2 separate regions of the Mus musculus genome follow, and region 1 is linked to region 2. Evidence: chromatin loops called from intact Hi-C (ENCODE). Cell type or tissue: left cerebral cortex. All regions are shown on one strand.

Region 1 (8,000 bases), 230 kb after region 2:
CTGGCTAAAGCATTTTCCTCAGTCTGCAGGTTTTTAGATTGCTGAAATTGAAACCCATCCTCTTAGAATGTTTGACTTTGGAGATATTTTCCACAGTGAATTCACTTAAGAGCCATGGCTGATCATGAGAACCTAATACATAATTCCTTTCTAATTTGTAAAAATCAAATCACTTCAGATGGAGAAACGGTTATGTTGACATAATCAGAATGAACCTGCCCTGTGTTAGTGACTCATCAAAGCAATTGAAATTTACTGTGGCTTTCTCTAGCTCCTAGGTCTTTAAGATCAGGGGAAGTAAAAGGTATTATATTGTTCTCCTTGAGGGAGTATAGACTCGGGCTCTTTATTTTTATTTTTTATTTTTTTAATTAGGTATTTATTTCATCTATATTTCCAATGCTATCCCAAAAGTCCCCCACACCCTTCCCCACCCACTCCCCCACCCACCCACTCCCACTTTTTGGCCCTGGCGTTCCCCTGTACTGAGGCATATAAAGTTTGCAAGACAAATGGGCCTCTCTTTCCACTGATGGCCAACTAGGTCATCTTCTGATACATATGCAGCTAGAGACACGAGCTCCGGGGTACTGGTTAGTTCATATTGTTGTTCCACTTATAGGGTTGCAGATTCCCCCAGCTCCTTGGGTACTTTCTCTAGCTCCTCCATTGGGGACCCTGTGATCCATCCAATAGCTGACTGTGAGCGTCCATGTCTGTGGTTTCTCTGTGTAGTCCTGGCTGTCCTGGAACTCACTTTGTAGACCAGGCTGGCCTTGAACTCATAAATCTGCCTGACTCTGCCTCCCAAGTGCTGGGATTAAAGGCATGTGCCACCACTGCCCGACAACTTGGGCTCTTTATTATCTGAAAGATTGTTCTAAGCCCAAGAAATCCATACTTAAAGCACTCAGTCTATAGTTAACATTAAAAGTCTGCAATTGATTTTAAAGGGTGCTGATATAAAAATTGAAATGAAATATGTGAAAGGAAAATTATAACTTCTTTGTTTTTAAATCAACAGATAAAATTGTGTGAATTTCTTTCCTTCAACACTCTGGAATGCACATCTGTGGAACAACTGGCTAATCTATCAATTTAACATGGGCTTTACCGCATGTATCAATTTTTTTCCACAGTGAGAACACTTAACATATACTCAGCATTTGCAAAACTACAATACATTATTAATTACCATCACCTTGTGGTATAATAGATCTATTGGACTTGTTCACTTTATGATAACTTTTAAAAGAAATCGTAAAAATGAAATACATACTTTCCATCTTCCAAGCCTCCAGTTCTTATAGAAGAGTGAAATTATTAAGCTAAGAATAGATAAGCATGGAGCATTTTGTTGGTGAATTCAATGCAAGTTTAGCAACTTTGAATTTTGCTCCATTATTTCCTTGGAAGCACACTTCCATCATGCTTTCAATATTAAACATGCAAACATGACAGTCAACAGCGTCCTTGCTATTTACTGTAAACAACAGCAAATAAAAGTGGTTTGAAAGCTGTTTGTTAATTTCACTGCTGCATAAAATTATTTTGAGTCAATGAACCCATAAAAAAGTCTGGCGATAAAAGAAAGCCTTGTCCTCGATGCTTAAATGGGACACGCTTGGATGAGTGCGGTGGGACCGTGAGGTGAGCGAGCAGCTTCATCCTGAGGTCTTTGCTGTTCTCAGCTACTCTAGGTTTCAGTCTTTAGTGGGATAACCATACCCTTTCTAGGTCCTCTTCATCTCTCTGCTGTATCAAAACTTGCTCTCGTACTATTCAAAAACCTGGGCTGGCTCCTACGTTTTTGAAATGAGAAGAATCCTGAAGCCTAAAAAAAAAAAAAAAAAAAAAAAAAAAAAAAAAAAAAAAAAAAAAATGAAATTGAAAGCATAATGTAAATCAGGATTTAGGGGAATATACTGCATGTTCTAAAATAACCTCACAAGAATGGTGCTCTGGCTTGTTTTGCAGAGTAGTGAGACACCTAGAAAATATTCCAATGTTCAGGTTGTTCTGGAAATACAGATACAGCAGGGGACACCCCAGACTGCTTGAAATGGTTCCAGCCACACCTATTACTCTATTCTGCTAGCACATGACCTCACTGGGGTTTGAAGCATGTGTTCCATTCTGCTTAGTATGTGGACTTGAAAAACAAGTGGTGACTGTTGCCAGATCTCATCCTAACAAGAAATTTATTTAGTAAGATGTTTTTGTCAGTGTGTTTCACCTAAGGACCTAAGAAAAGCTTATGTGCCATGTTGGTCTAGCAAGCTTCTTGCTGAGTGAGTTCAAACAAGTAGAAATAAATTTAAATCACAGTCTTGTCGTAATTTACGTTGAATTTTCTTAACTATGCAAATTTGACCTGGTTTGGAGGTCTCCTTAACTAGCAACATGTCAGCTGGAATTTAAGGATATTTATTTTGAGAGAAAATTAAAAAGAAACTTCACTTGTACTTGAATCAGTAACATTCAGATTTAACTTATCATTAATCATTGCTATTTTCAGTAAAATGTAAGCTTTCTAAAATTAATAGAGATCATAACACAAAAATCTTTAATATGTAAAATTTCATAAAATGCATGCTTTGGAAAATCATTCTTTCTGGAATATTCAGCTTTATACACAAAGCACAGATACACTAATCTCTTAAGTGGTAAATGTTTCTGAATTCTTGGGCTCACCACTAGAACTTCTGACAAACACCTCTATCAAAAGACTACCCAGACAAAATATGGTCCAATCTCCATATTCATAGGGTTCAAACAAGGTCTGTCTAAAGGTGAGTCCAGGAGGGGCATAGTTATTTTAATGGCAAAAAAAAAAAAAAAAAAACCCTCTGATTCCAAACTTGTATGAAGTAAGGACAGCCTCTTTACTGTGAATTGAGACACCACTCTGTTGTCTTAAGACACAGCTATGCACTGTGAGAAACTATAAGAGGACTCTGGACATAGCATGACAATGAAAGACTAATGAATAATAAAACCTTAACTGGCCAGAAAGCCAGTTGGAATGTGAGAGGAATGTCATATAGATTTTCTTTTCCCATTGGCTTGCTTAGTGATCTACAGGAAGACACGTAAGAGTATTAAAATCTCTGTGATTCTAATTTAACATAGGAGAGATTACCACAACATACAATTATTTGGCCCCATAAATCATTAGAAGCAAGACTGAGAATCTGTTTGAAAGTTCATAAAGTGCCTGCAGGATAGGCAGAGAGATGAAACAAATGAAACTTGAGTTACCCAGGAGTCTTCAAGAAAATCTTTGTGTCTGCTGGACAAGGCAGGGCCATTACACACATGAATTCCCAGTGGCTGGAACCTGCGCACAACTGAGCCAGCCATATTCCAGCATGGATGGGGAAGGAGCTCATGGAAGAAGAGTCTCCCCAGCTTCACTCAGCAAGAAGAACTGTTGGCATTTCATGGTTGATGGTGGAGAGGTGAATCAGTTTCTTTCATTAATGCAGCCCTTAGGAGGCTACTCATGCACCCTGGGTTCTGCACCCGTGCACATAACAGCAGCATTCAGTAAATTCAATAAGTTAAAAAAAAAAATCCATGAATTTGAAAAGTGATGGGTGGGGGAGTGGGAGGGTGAATTTAATGAAAAAAAAAACCCCATATGTTTGTATGAAATTCTCAAACAATAAAAAGAGATTATATAAAAGAAAATCTGACTGTGAATCATGACTGCTTTTATAAGAGGAACCACAAAGGAAGACAGGCGTGGAAACTGAATAGCTGTCAGATATTAAATAGCTGTCAGCCACAGAAAGTCAGAGACAATAGGGAGATCGCCAGACATCACTTTCAATCAAATTTGGTTTGAATATAAAATGATTACAGACTGTAAGCCAGAGAAGGTTATGGTGTGATCTTGTCAGGGAAGAGTAATGCCGTGTGTTCTGTGTGGAAAGGGGGGACTTGACGCATGAGAACCCTTAGGCCCCTCACAAAAGCCCAGGCAGGGAGTTTCTCCCACACAGGCAATCAACTCAGGAAAACATTGCCCAGAAGTGGCTCTCATGTTCCTGACTTTACTGTCTGTTATGGTTTGTATATGCTTGGCCCAGGGAGTGGCACTATTTGGAGGTATAGCCTTGTTGGTGTAGGCATGTCACTGTGGGGGTGGGCTTTAAGACTCTCATCCTAGCTACCTGGAAGCCAGTGTTCTGTTAGCAGCCTTCAGATGAAGATGTAGAACTCTCAGCTCCTCCTGCACTGTGCCTGCCTGGATGCTGCCATTTTCCTACCTTGATAACAGACTGAACCTCTGAACCTGTAAGTCAGCCCCAATTAAATGTTGTCCTTATAAGAGTTGCCTTGATCATGGTGTCTGTTCACAGCAGTAAAACCTTAACTAAGACACCATCCATCTGTTGTCTGCTCCTGATTTCAGTGCTGATATGCTGGGCTTTATCATCATGTCCCTGCCTGCCTCCAGAGGAGTGAGAAGTGAAATGAAAACTGAAGGATGTTTTGGGAAAACTGAGAAACTATGTAAAACCAAACCACACACATCCAGTTTCCTCTCATGATGGTATTTTCACTCTTTTTCTCCCTTCATTGATTCTTTTGCTTAAATCACCAACTCCACTTTTTTATTGGATATTTTCTTTATACATTTCAAATGTTATCAGCCCTTCCCAGTCCCCCCCCCAGGAACCCCCTATCCCATCTCCCTCCCTCTACTTCTATGAGGGTGCTTACCCCACCTACCCACTCCCCCCTCACCACCCTGGCATTCCTCTACACTAGGACATAGAGCCTTCACAGGACCAAGGGCCTCTCCTCCCATTGATGCCCCACAAGTCCATCCTCTGCTAAGTATACAGCTGGAGCCATGGGTCCTTCCAGGTGTATTCTTTGGTTGGTGGTTAAGTTCCTGGGAGCACGGGGGTGTCTGGTTGGTTGGTTGATATTGTTTTTTTTTTTTCTGTAGGGTTGCAAACCCCTTCAGCTCCTTCAGTCCTTTTCCTATGTCCTCCATTGGAGTCCTGGTGCTGCGAGCATCCACCTCTCTACTTGTTAGGCTCTGGCAGAGTCTCTCTGGACACAGCTGTATCAGGCTCCTGTCAGCAAGCTCCATCTCACGCACAGAAACCAAACCCAGACACCATTGTGGATGCCAAGAGAAGCTTGCTGACAGCTTCACTTTTAAAGGGCAGTTTTAGGTTCATAGAAAAACGAAGGAGAAAGTACAGAGGGTTTCCCCGCAATTCTGTTCTGCCTCTCAAAGTTCCATTATTGTCTTCCCATATTACGGTGGGTTTTTTTTTACAGTTGATGAACTGACTTCCACACATCATGATCACCATAATCCAGTGATTATATCTTGATTATATCTTAAGGGTTTGGACAAATTTATAGTAGCATATTTCCATGGAATCATGCCATAGAGATGAACTGGGATGACTTAAACATTCGGTGTGCTTTGATTTTGTCCTCAGTCTCTGCCATCCCTGGTTGGCATCCTTACCATATCCACACTTCTGCATCATGCCTCAGAGTGAACACCATGACATAGTTTTCCAGACTGACCCCACTCACTTAGTGAAGTGGATTTAACATTCCTCCACTTCTTTTCATACCTCGGTCCCCAAGTCTCTACTTTTACTGCTAAAGACATCTCACCAAGATCACCACCGCATTCTACAGTGGCACGGCGGAACTTTGGATCCTATGCCTCACAAGGAACCTAACTGTAACTTAGAACCCATTGATCCAGCTTTTCTCACCCCTCCCTCCTCCTTTACTGTTTCCTTGGCTCTGGTAACCACCATTCTACCCTCATGAGATAAACATTGTCAGGATCCACGTAGGAATGATGTATGTATGTCATTTGCTGTTGTTGTGCATTTCTTGTTTCATGTAATGATTCACAACTCTATATATAGTGTTTTAAATGACAGGATTTGATTATTTCTTATGATTGAATGAATGTTTTCCTTGTGTATTTAACAGATAGTGGACACTTAGGTCATTGGCATGTATCTATCTAAATGTATATAAATTTATACATTTATATATAATATGCATATATAAATACATATTATTTATTAGCATTTATAGTTATGTACATTTTAGTGTATAATAAATGTATATATAATTATATGTAATGATATAATTGTTTTATATATAATTATGTATTATGTTGTATATAATTATATATTATATATTATGTTTGTGTTACATATTATATATTTATAATATATATTTACATATTATATAATACAACATGCATGACAAATAAAACATATAATATAATATATCATATATCATATCATATTTCATATATCACATGTCATATATCATATCATATATCATATGCCATGTGTCATGTGTTATATAGAATATATGATATATGATATGTAATCATATATCATATATAATATATAATAATTATATGCAACATAATACATAATTATATATAAAACAATTATATCATTACATAAATTATATACATTTATTATATTATAAATAATATTTATAACATATTTATAACATGTTACTTTAATATAGTATATTAATATATTTATTATTTGCATATAATGTCATATATAATATTATATTAATATATAAAATATAGATGTATATGATTATAAATAATAGTGGTTTTGCATCAATATTTATAAGGGAAATTGGTCCGAGGTTCTCTTTCTTTGTTGGGTCTTTGTGTGATTTAGATATCAGAGTAACTGTGGCTTCATAGAACAAATTGGGTAGAGTACCTTCTAATTTTATTTTGTGGAATAGTTTGAGGATTGGTCTTAGATCTTCTTTGAAGGTCTAGTCGAACACTGCCCTAAACCCATCTGGTCCTGGACTTTTTTGGTTGAGAGACTATTAATGACTGTTTCTATTTCTTTAGGGAATATGGGGCTGTTCAGATCATTAATCTGGTCCTGATTTAACTTTGGTACCTGGTATCTGTCTAGGAAATTGTCCATTTCATCCAGATTTTCCAGTTTTGTTAGTATAAGCTTTTGTAGTAGGATCTGATGATTTTTTTTAAAATTTCCTCGGCTTCTGTTGATATGTCTCCCTTTTCATTTCTGATTTTATTAGTTTGGATACTGTCTCTGTGCCCTCTAGTTAGTTTGGCTAAGGGCTTATATATTTTGTTGATTTTCTCAAAGAACCAGCTCCTGGTTTGGTTGATTCTTTGTAGAGTTATTTTTGTTTCCACTTGGTTGATTTCAGCCTTGACTTTGAGTATTTCCTGCCATCTACTCCTCTTGGGTGAATTTGCTTCTTTTTGTTCTAGGGCTTTCAGATGTGCTGTCAAGCTGCTAGTGTATGCTCTCTCCAGTTTCTTTTGGAGGCACTCAGAGCTATGATTTTTTCTCTTAGGACTGCTTTCACTGTGTCCAATAAGTTTGGATATGTTGTGTCTTTATTTTCATTAAACTCTAAAAAGTCTTTCATTTCTTTCTTTATTTCTTCCTTGACTAAGGTATCATTGAGTAGAGTGTTGTTCAGCTTCCACGTGTATGTGGGTTTTCTATTGTTTATTTTGTTATTGAAGATCAGCCTTAGTTCATGATGATCTGATAGGATGCATGGGATTTTTTCGATCTTCTTGTACCTGTTGAGGCCTGTTTGGTGACTGATTATATGGTCAGTTTTGGAGATGATACCATGAGGTGCTGAGAAGAAGGTATATTCTTTTGTTTTAGGATAAAATATTCTATAGATATCTGTTAAACCCATTTGTTTCATAACTTCTGTTAGTTTCACTGTGTCTCTATTTAGTTTCTGTTTCCATGATCTGTCCATTGCTGAGAGTGGGGTGTTCAAGTCTCCCACTATTATTGTGTGGGGTGCAATGTGTGCTTTGAGCATTACTAAAGTTTCTTTTTATAAATGTGGGTGCCTTTGCATTTGGAGCACAGATACTCAGAATAGAGTTCTTCTTGGTAGATTTTTCCTTTGATGAGTGTAAAGTGTCCTTCCTTATCTTTTTTGAAAACTTTAGG
Region 2 (8,000 bases):
ATTCTACCAACTAGAAAAGACTGGCTCAGGGCAATGGTGAGGAGAAACCTGGTTACTTTGCAAATGCCTGCTGTAAAATCTGTGAAAGACAATTTCATCTTCAAATTTCTTATATAAACTTCAGGACTGCAACACATGAATTGAGTATTCTTTTCCTACAGTTAAACTCTAAACTCGTAAGGTTTGGTGTTAGATGCTACATTTAGGTGACTTGGGAAGTTCTTATTTTGCTTTGTAACTCGATGAAGCTCTTTGCTACTTACATTATAAAGACCCTTAAAGTACTTTATGGACAGTTAAATTTATTTTTTCACAACTTATTTCTGCAGAGGATTATCCCAAGTAGATTAGAGTAAAAATAGAATTTACTGCAAATGCCACAGTAGAGCCTACAAAGATCATAAATTGATATATTTTTGCATGCTATTTATTTCTTAAAATTAGCTCCAAAAGATTACTGTGTTACAGGTTTGCCTGTGAGACACTGACTATCCATGTTTCCATTTAAACCGTCCATTTGTTAGGAGCACATTTGCCTCTTCAACCTACTACACAGCACTCAGGGAAAGTCCTTTGGAGTTGGTCTGAGGGATTTTGAGTTCAAGTCCTTGAGTAATGGAAAGCTCTTCTTACTTCCAATCCAATTTAGGATGTCTGAGCCGTGAGACGCCCTGTCTGAGGCTGTCTGAGACTTAGGTTAGAATGCCCACAATGCTTGAGTCCTTGTCTCAGGAAGACAGATGAAAGTGGCCTTACAGAATTCATATCAGGGCGTGTTGAGCACTCTCTACATGTCAGAACTGTCCAAAGTAGGACAGTGCATGGCGGTTTCACATTATTAAGTACAGCTGTGAACAGTTGACTTCTTCTCCCCATACGGTCAAACCCCATTTTCTCTGAGGGAGAGGCTTTCAAGCATAATTCAGTCTATGCTCTGCAAGTTTTTCAGATTAAAATCAGCCAGGTAAGGATTTCTCCTCTTAACAGGTAGCCACTGAGCACTGGCAATGTATGCACGACTGTGCAATGAGTCATTGTAGGCCCTGTGTGTGTTCCACTGGTTTCTGCAGGGATGCTAGAAGCATCACCATTCACTGAAGCACGGATGGAGGGTGTGTGCTACACGGTCTAGCCATTGTCAGTTTCCGCTCCCACCCTTGGTCCTAGCTCAAAGCTCTTGTGTAAACATTACTACTCCCCACATCTACAAAGTTGACAGTCTGGGGTGCTTATTTACACATTTTACAGCTTTGGATGAGACAGTTTTGGGGGAAATTATTCAGTATACTTATAACTACTTTGATATTTGCCAGCTAAAAATCATGAATTAATGTTATTTCATTCACGGTTCTGCTTCTTTGAGGGGAGATTAGTGTAGTTCCAACTATAAATACTAGTGTTTATGAAGTCATATTTATAAATACATACTCTTACCCAAAAGATAATAAAAAGGCACCTGTGGTCTCCGTGGGCTTGTCGGTTGACAGACGTGTTTTCTGTGACCCCAGTGGTGCCTGTTTCGCTGGAAGGAAAGTCACCTGCTCCGTGAGTAGAATACAGAATGAGCTGTGAGGTCGTCCGATTCTAGGCAGAGGATGGCAGAACTTGTTTAAATATTAAAACATTGATTTACATGTATTTTAATGTTTGAAATGAAAATTTAAGCTTTCCCAATATCTCATAGAGGCTGACATAATGCTGGTTTTGACAGTCCCATTTGTCACCCATGCACTACACAGGCATCTCAGGACCTGACTGGGAATGAAGCACAGTGTGCAGGGCTTAGCAGCAGTGCTGCCCTTGGTCTTTAGCTTTGAGCACATCGCCATGACTTGCAATCTGCTCTTTGCATCTCCCTGCCAGCAAAGCAGTGAAGCACATGAGGAAGATGAAGAATTCATTTTTACAGTGCTGGTCAAAGTCAATGATGTGGTCCTCCTGAGAAGATGTAAACGCAGCAACTATGTATTGAAAAGAACATGGCGAGTCCTTTGTCAGTGAATATTACTGGAAGAAGCACAGAAAATGTTGCCGAAGAAACAGACGTGGAAACTAATAATTCAGTGTGGAGGGTGGCTTTACAGTGCAGATGTCTCCATCCCTTCCGGAGTTTGCTAACTTATGACCCAGTGAGGAATCCAAAAATGACTTCCCTGTGAGCCAATGAAAAGGAAAGCACTCTAGAAGGCTGGATACACAACAGTGGATTACTTCCCTATTAAAGACATTTGGCAGTAAAATCATGCAGTCCTGTCCATTGGCTGAATCGTTATTTCAGAATAAGATGTTCCCAGAATAATGTTACCCCTGTACTAGCTTTGTTCCACTTATTGCAGGTTTTTATCATCAATGGAATTTAAGCCAGAAATCCCCAAAGGTGGTTAGTTTTCTGAAAGCCAGATCCTACCAGGGTGTAATAGCACTGTCTACACAGATAGGAATTGGCCATGGTTTTTCTTAGCAAGTGTTTGATGGCTGTTTTCATGATTTCCTTTGGCAATAGCTGAGGTTTCTGTGTTTTCCTCTACAAAAAGCATTTCAAATCTGTCTATCCAGCTCACTGACGAGTGGCCTGGTCTTTGTTTTCTAGCATAAACTTAAAAGTTAAGTAAGCTTTATCATTTCTTTGTAAGGTAAAGAGACCAATTTTAAAATGTGTGAAAAATAACTCCTATTTGAAAAAAAAATTGTAGGCCATTTTTAAATTCGTTGTTTATAAAGTCTTCATTGTTAAGAGGTCTTTTGGAGGAAAGTAAATGTTTGACAAGTAACCAGTCTCATTTGCAACTAATATTTTTGAGAAAAGTTTTAAAGGCCACACATCTAGTAGAGCCCCAAATACCATTTTTTGCTTGTTGTAAGGGTAATTAGGGTCCGAGTTTGGAAACCGGGAAAGAGCTGTCTGTGGTCGCACCTCTAGGTCTACAATCTTCGCCCTCCTAAGGCTAGAAAAGAGGCAGAGACTGGAGAAGCCCAGGAAACTTGGGAGCTGTGTAACCAGGTATAGGCCAACAGCAGGAGACCCTGTCTCACACAAGATGGAAGGCGTGGACTTGCAAGTGTTCAAATTCCACAAGTGTGCAGTGTCACACTCATATCTGCTATCACTCAAACATGTGCACACACATTCACACACACACACACACACACACACACACACACACACACACACACGAGATTTAGAAAGATTGCTTTTTTCTTTCATCTTTAGCATATTTTAATAATATGTAATATGATTTTTGTGGGAACAAATATGTTAAATGTGCACATTGGAGGCTATATGCATTCAAAACAAAACAAAACAAAAACAACTGAAATGCATTACTAAAAATGGAGAGGTCCAAGTGTTTCTGGCCAAACAAAAGACAGAAAGTAAGATGAACTGGGGAAGTCATCACCTTACATCTTTTCAGCCCATTTTTCATAATTTTGAAAGAAAAAAAAATCCCCTCTATTTTGTAAAATGTTGAGCTGCTGAGACAAGAGAGAATGGGTAGAATTTTCAAAAGTCCGTAAGAAAAAGCACGTCTGCAGTAGCATTCTAAGCCCTTTCTTTGGGAGTTTTCAGTTTGCAGTTTGCAGTTCTTTTCTGCATTCTGAACACTAGGTGGCAGTGTGGACACAGGAAGGAGGCCAAATGCTCTCCCTCCGTTTTCTTTTAAGGGCTGGTAATTTACAAGACAGATGTTGCACAGCTAAGTTCGTCCATATTAGAAGTCCAGGCACTGAGCACTGAGTCCTACAGGACACGGGCTAAAAGATTAACATGGTTCTTAAAGGACAAGTATCTGGAGGGCAGCAACATCCTCCTCTGGCTTGGAGCTCTGAGCTTCAAGGGTGTGCTGGGAGAACAAGGCTCTCTCTGGCTTAGCAAGCAGGGCTGGACCACTGTAGTCCAGAGCTGCCCTGTTTCGTGGAGATGGTGTTTCAGGAGTCGCAATGCCCTCCCAGCTATTGAGACCACAGTCTTTGCAGTGGGGTGTGGTTGCAGCCATTTCTGATTTTCTTTGTGGGAAAGTCAATTCTCTAGAACAGTGGTTTTAAAACACTTCCAGTTTGGTTTTTTTTTAAATCTTTTAAAAATCATCCACCCCCTCTCCAAAAACAAAACAAACAAAAAACCTAGTGCATCTTTGAGATGTGTAAATACTAGAATTACCTGTGATCAAAATGAAAAACAAAAAACCGTAACCCCTACCCCCAAACAAAACAGTCAACCCAGTAGGCAAAGGCATTAAACACAGGAGTGTAATTGCTGGGTTCTCCCTTTGTTTTGGATTCCCAGGGCTGAGTACCCCCCCTTAGGCAGATTGGTAACCCTATCATTTGTTTGGGCATAAAAAAACAATCTAAATATGTAAACATCTCCATATATCTACATATGGATGTGTGTTTACAGATGTGAATGGTGCACAGCGGTCTTTCTCTGGATATCTAAGTAGAAGTCTGAAATATCAGCCCCCTATGGTCATTATGCAGCTCTGACAGCTGGCTTGATTACCAAGATGGCTCATGGAGTGTGGATGCGAAACCCGTGTCCTGTAGATCAAAGGAATGAATCATAGACTGGATAGATGGAGCAGGGTGGTCGGAGACTCTTACCATGGCCTCTTGGAACAGTTTGAAGTGTGGGAATTGTTTGCTGGTCATTGGTAGTGAAGCCAGGTAAAGCCAAGCCCCAGTTCTGAAGGAGTTAACCTTATCTTTTAACCTCTGAGTAATGAAGACCCACTACGTGGAGGCCTTGCTCTCTGTGATGCAGAAAAACAGAAATGTCCTCGATGGAGCATAGGGAGAGCCGTACTAATGTCAGGTGAGCGCTGCCGAGTGCAGCGGGCGAGGTGGAGGGGAATGGGTGAGCTTCTAGTCTCTATGGGGATTGTCTTGGATTCCTGAGTCCAGTGATGGCTAAACAGACATCTTCATGAGACAGAGGAGTGGGCACTGTACATTTTACTGAGGGAGGGAAGAATCAACTGCTTTGAAGACCATGGGTAAGAAAACACAGACAAGCAGAGGGAGACCACAGACGCTGATGCCTGTGGAAATTCATTGGCCTCTTCTAGAGACAGTGTACAGTTCGATAAGGAAATAGTATGTTTTAAAATAAAATAGTTTAGTTTTTTGTTAGCATGGCTGAACAAAATACTGATGGGTGCTCTGTTTCTTTCAGCTTCACACATTTGGATTATGCCCTGTCAATGTCTGAAAACTGCAATACCAGAGAGGCATCCCTAAACTTCCTTTTTTTCACTAAGAGTCTGTAAGACTGTCCCCACTGCCTTGCTTCTGGTGTTTTTCATGTTGAGTTTGATTTTCCTCCTATGGCCAAACTTTTCTAAAGCTGGGTACCACATTTTCTTTTCATTTGGCTCTGCCCTCTTCTTTCTGCAAAGATGATATTGTGGATAGAGCGACTTGAAGGAGGAGAAGCGTTTCCTGGAAGCCGGTTCTCTACAAAGAAAGTGGTCGGATGCTATGTAAAACTCATTACAAAGCTGCCTGGCATTTCACAGAGAAAAATCTTTAAATCTAAGCTTAGCCAGGTCCCCCAAATGCCCATAGTCACCCTGTTGTGAAAGGTCTAGTTGGCTATGATTACAATAGTTTTCTTTTGGAAATTACTTTTTTTTTACTTTTTATTAATTTTATTAATTTATTATTATTATTTTCTTTATTGTTGTTTTTTATATCTTGATTGCTGCCCCCTCCACGTTCCCCTCCTCCTCCTCTAAGAGTGTGGGCCCCCCTGGATATTCCCCCACCTTGGTACATCAAGTCTCTGCCATACATTAGGGATGTAGTCCATGATAAGGGAATCAAACCCACGACCACACCCTAACCAACTGAGGTAACCTGTCAGCAGCTTATGAAATCTTGGGGGGAAAAGTTTACATACATGGGTGTTTTGCCTGAATGATGTGTTTGTTCACCATGTGCACGGAATACCCAGAAAGGTGAGAAGAGGGTATCAGAGTTCCTGAGATTGGCGTCACTGATGGTTGTCAGCCTCCACATGGGAGCTGGGAATCAAACCTTGGTCCTGGAAGAGTAGCAGCGCTCTTAATTCCTGAGCTATTCTCTAATCTGATGGAAGTTACAAAATCTTATGACCAGTCATTATTGCCATTTGAAAAAGGGCTATGCATCTAAAACCTCATGAAATCCACAGTAATTCACCTATGCTGTGATGAGCAGCTATTCCTACCCAACTCTGAAGCCATTGTAGAAAGAGAAGCCCAACTGCATGGATTTTTTTCTTGACACTAATATAATCGAGTATACCAATATACTAATATAATCTATTATACTAATATACTAATGTAATATCCACAGAAGGCAGTGTAGACAGATTTCCCATCTCCATGTCAGGCCTCACCAGTGTGGACCATGGGTCCATGCTGTGAACACAACTGCTCAGGGATGGTGTTTTACTGAAAATGTAGAGTGAAGTGCCATGAAGCTCAGGAATTAACATTCCTTGAGGACACACTTGACCCTGCCCTTTGATCCCCGTGGTTTTCGTGTGAGCAAGCCACAGGTCATGTCAGGTGTCTTCCTCAGTCACTCTCACTTTTACTTTGTGAGACAGGATCTGCTATTGAACCCAGAGCTTACGTGTTGGCTAGACTGGCTGGTCAGCAAGCCCTGATTACCCTATCTCTGTCTCTCTAGCTTCAAGAGTATAAGGGTACACATCATGGCCACCTTTGCTGCCCTAGCACTTGGGTTATTGGGGTGACACCGACCTCAGCTTTGTTTCTGTGGTTGCTGAGGGTCATACACAACAAAGAAAAGATTTTACCAACTGAGTTACTTCCCAGCCTGCCCTGCCCTGGTCAGCCAAGTCTTTTAAAAACCATATAAACCCCATTTGTAAAGTATGCAGAACACACAAGAACCTTTTCCTAGCCTAAGCTACTTTAGAGACGTCGCCACTCACTGCCTTTTCTGCAGAGAGAGCTCTCAGAAGTTTAGACAACATCAGTTGAAGGTTCCATCCTATTGGAGCTTTTGATCCGTTTTTCTACCATTGACATCCCCCATCAACATTAGAGCTGCCTGGTTTTCTTTATTTCTGTAGTTGTTTGCATCATGAAGAGCAGCCTAACAAATCTCATCTCCTTGTACCCCAGTTTCTCCCCTCCGAAAAAAATGGTCATTATAATACAGCTCATGTAGCGGTCTGGAGCAGTGACTGACGTTTTGAATGAACAGAACATGGCGTGTGGTTATTGAATTTGTCCAAGTTGCTTTAGTTTTTCAAGCTATTTTTTAACCATCACACACATTCATATATCCTTGTACTGGTTTGAGGAAGAACATGAGGAAGGGAAGAGTTCTGAGATTGAGGTTCCAGCCCCACCCTTCAGACATGACGGCCTTCACTTCATCGCCCCCAGGTTTCCCCTTTCTAATCCGCAAAAGAGCCCTTTAGGAGCGTAGCCCAACCGTCTGCTGAAGTGAGCTCCTCTTAACACTAGGGGGCAGGCAAATACAATCCCTGAAGTGTGTGCCTTTTAGACACCAGAAATAATGAAAATCTATATTACAAAATGTAAAATTTGAAATAAAGTTGTAATTCTGATAGAATCTTCGGACGCACTGTAAGCTCTCATGTTTGAGCATTGCCTTTATTACACGCATACGACAACGCTTAGCATTTATCTAGTGCTTACCGTGTGCAAAGGCACGGCGCAACCCGTTCCTTTTAATAATAACTACATCAAACTCTGCACCCTGGGTGGCGTCCAAAATTATCTAGAGAGATCGTGAAACTGAGGATAAGCGAAAGTCACCCAGCTGGCAACTGGCAGAGCTAGGACTGCAACATGCATTAAGTGACTACACTTAAGCGGGGTTCTGTACCGTTCCCTGCCAGTTCCCATAGCCACCATGGAACCCTCCCACCACTGGGACTGCAGACAGCGTCTCCCCATCACTGTTGTCACAGAAGGGAGGTGATGTCATGGAAATATTTCGCACTGTGCATGAGTGAT

The links. Peaks named below come from ENCODE experiments on the same cell type or tissue, not always from the same donor. Only the 100,000 strongest peaks of a DNase experiment are listed, where the experiment ranks them.
Region 1: it touches region 2 in a loop (3-fold over the local background); 4 of 42 quality-filtered maps call a loop at or near these places.

Annotation. Positions count from the first base shown.
Region 1 is chr14:102,170,059-102,178,058 of GRCm38, forward strand. Gm41232 (a long non-coding RNA gene) reads left to right here and starts at 4,349. Exons shown (of 3, transcript XR_874905.1): 1 at 4,349-4,561. In left cerebral cortex, no CTCF peak of the experiment used is centred here; a DNase peak (open chromatin) is centred at 4,400.
Region 2 is chr14:101,939,435-101,947,434 of GRCm38, forward strand. No RefSeq gene overlaps it. Among named protein-coding and RNA genes, the nearest start is that of Lmo7, 210 kb to the left of the region's middle. In left cerebral cortex, CTCF peaks have their summits at 3,595 (motif pointing right) and 7,478 (motif pointing right); DNase peaks (open chromatin) are centred at 3,662, 7,480 and 7,857; H3K4me3 peaks cover 492 bases.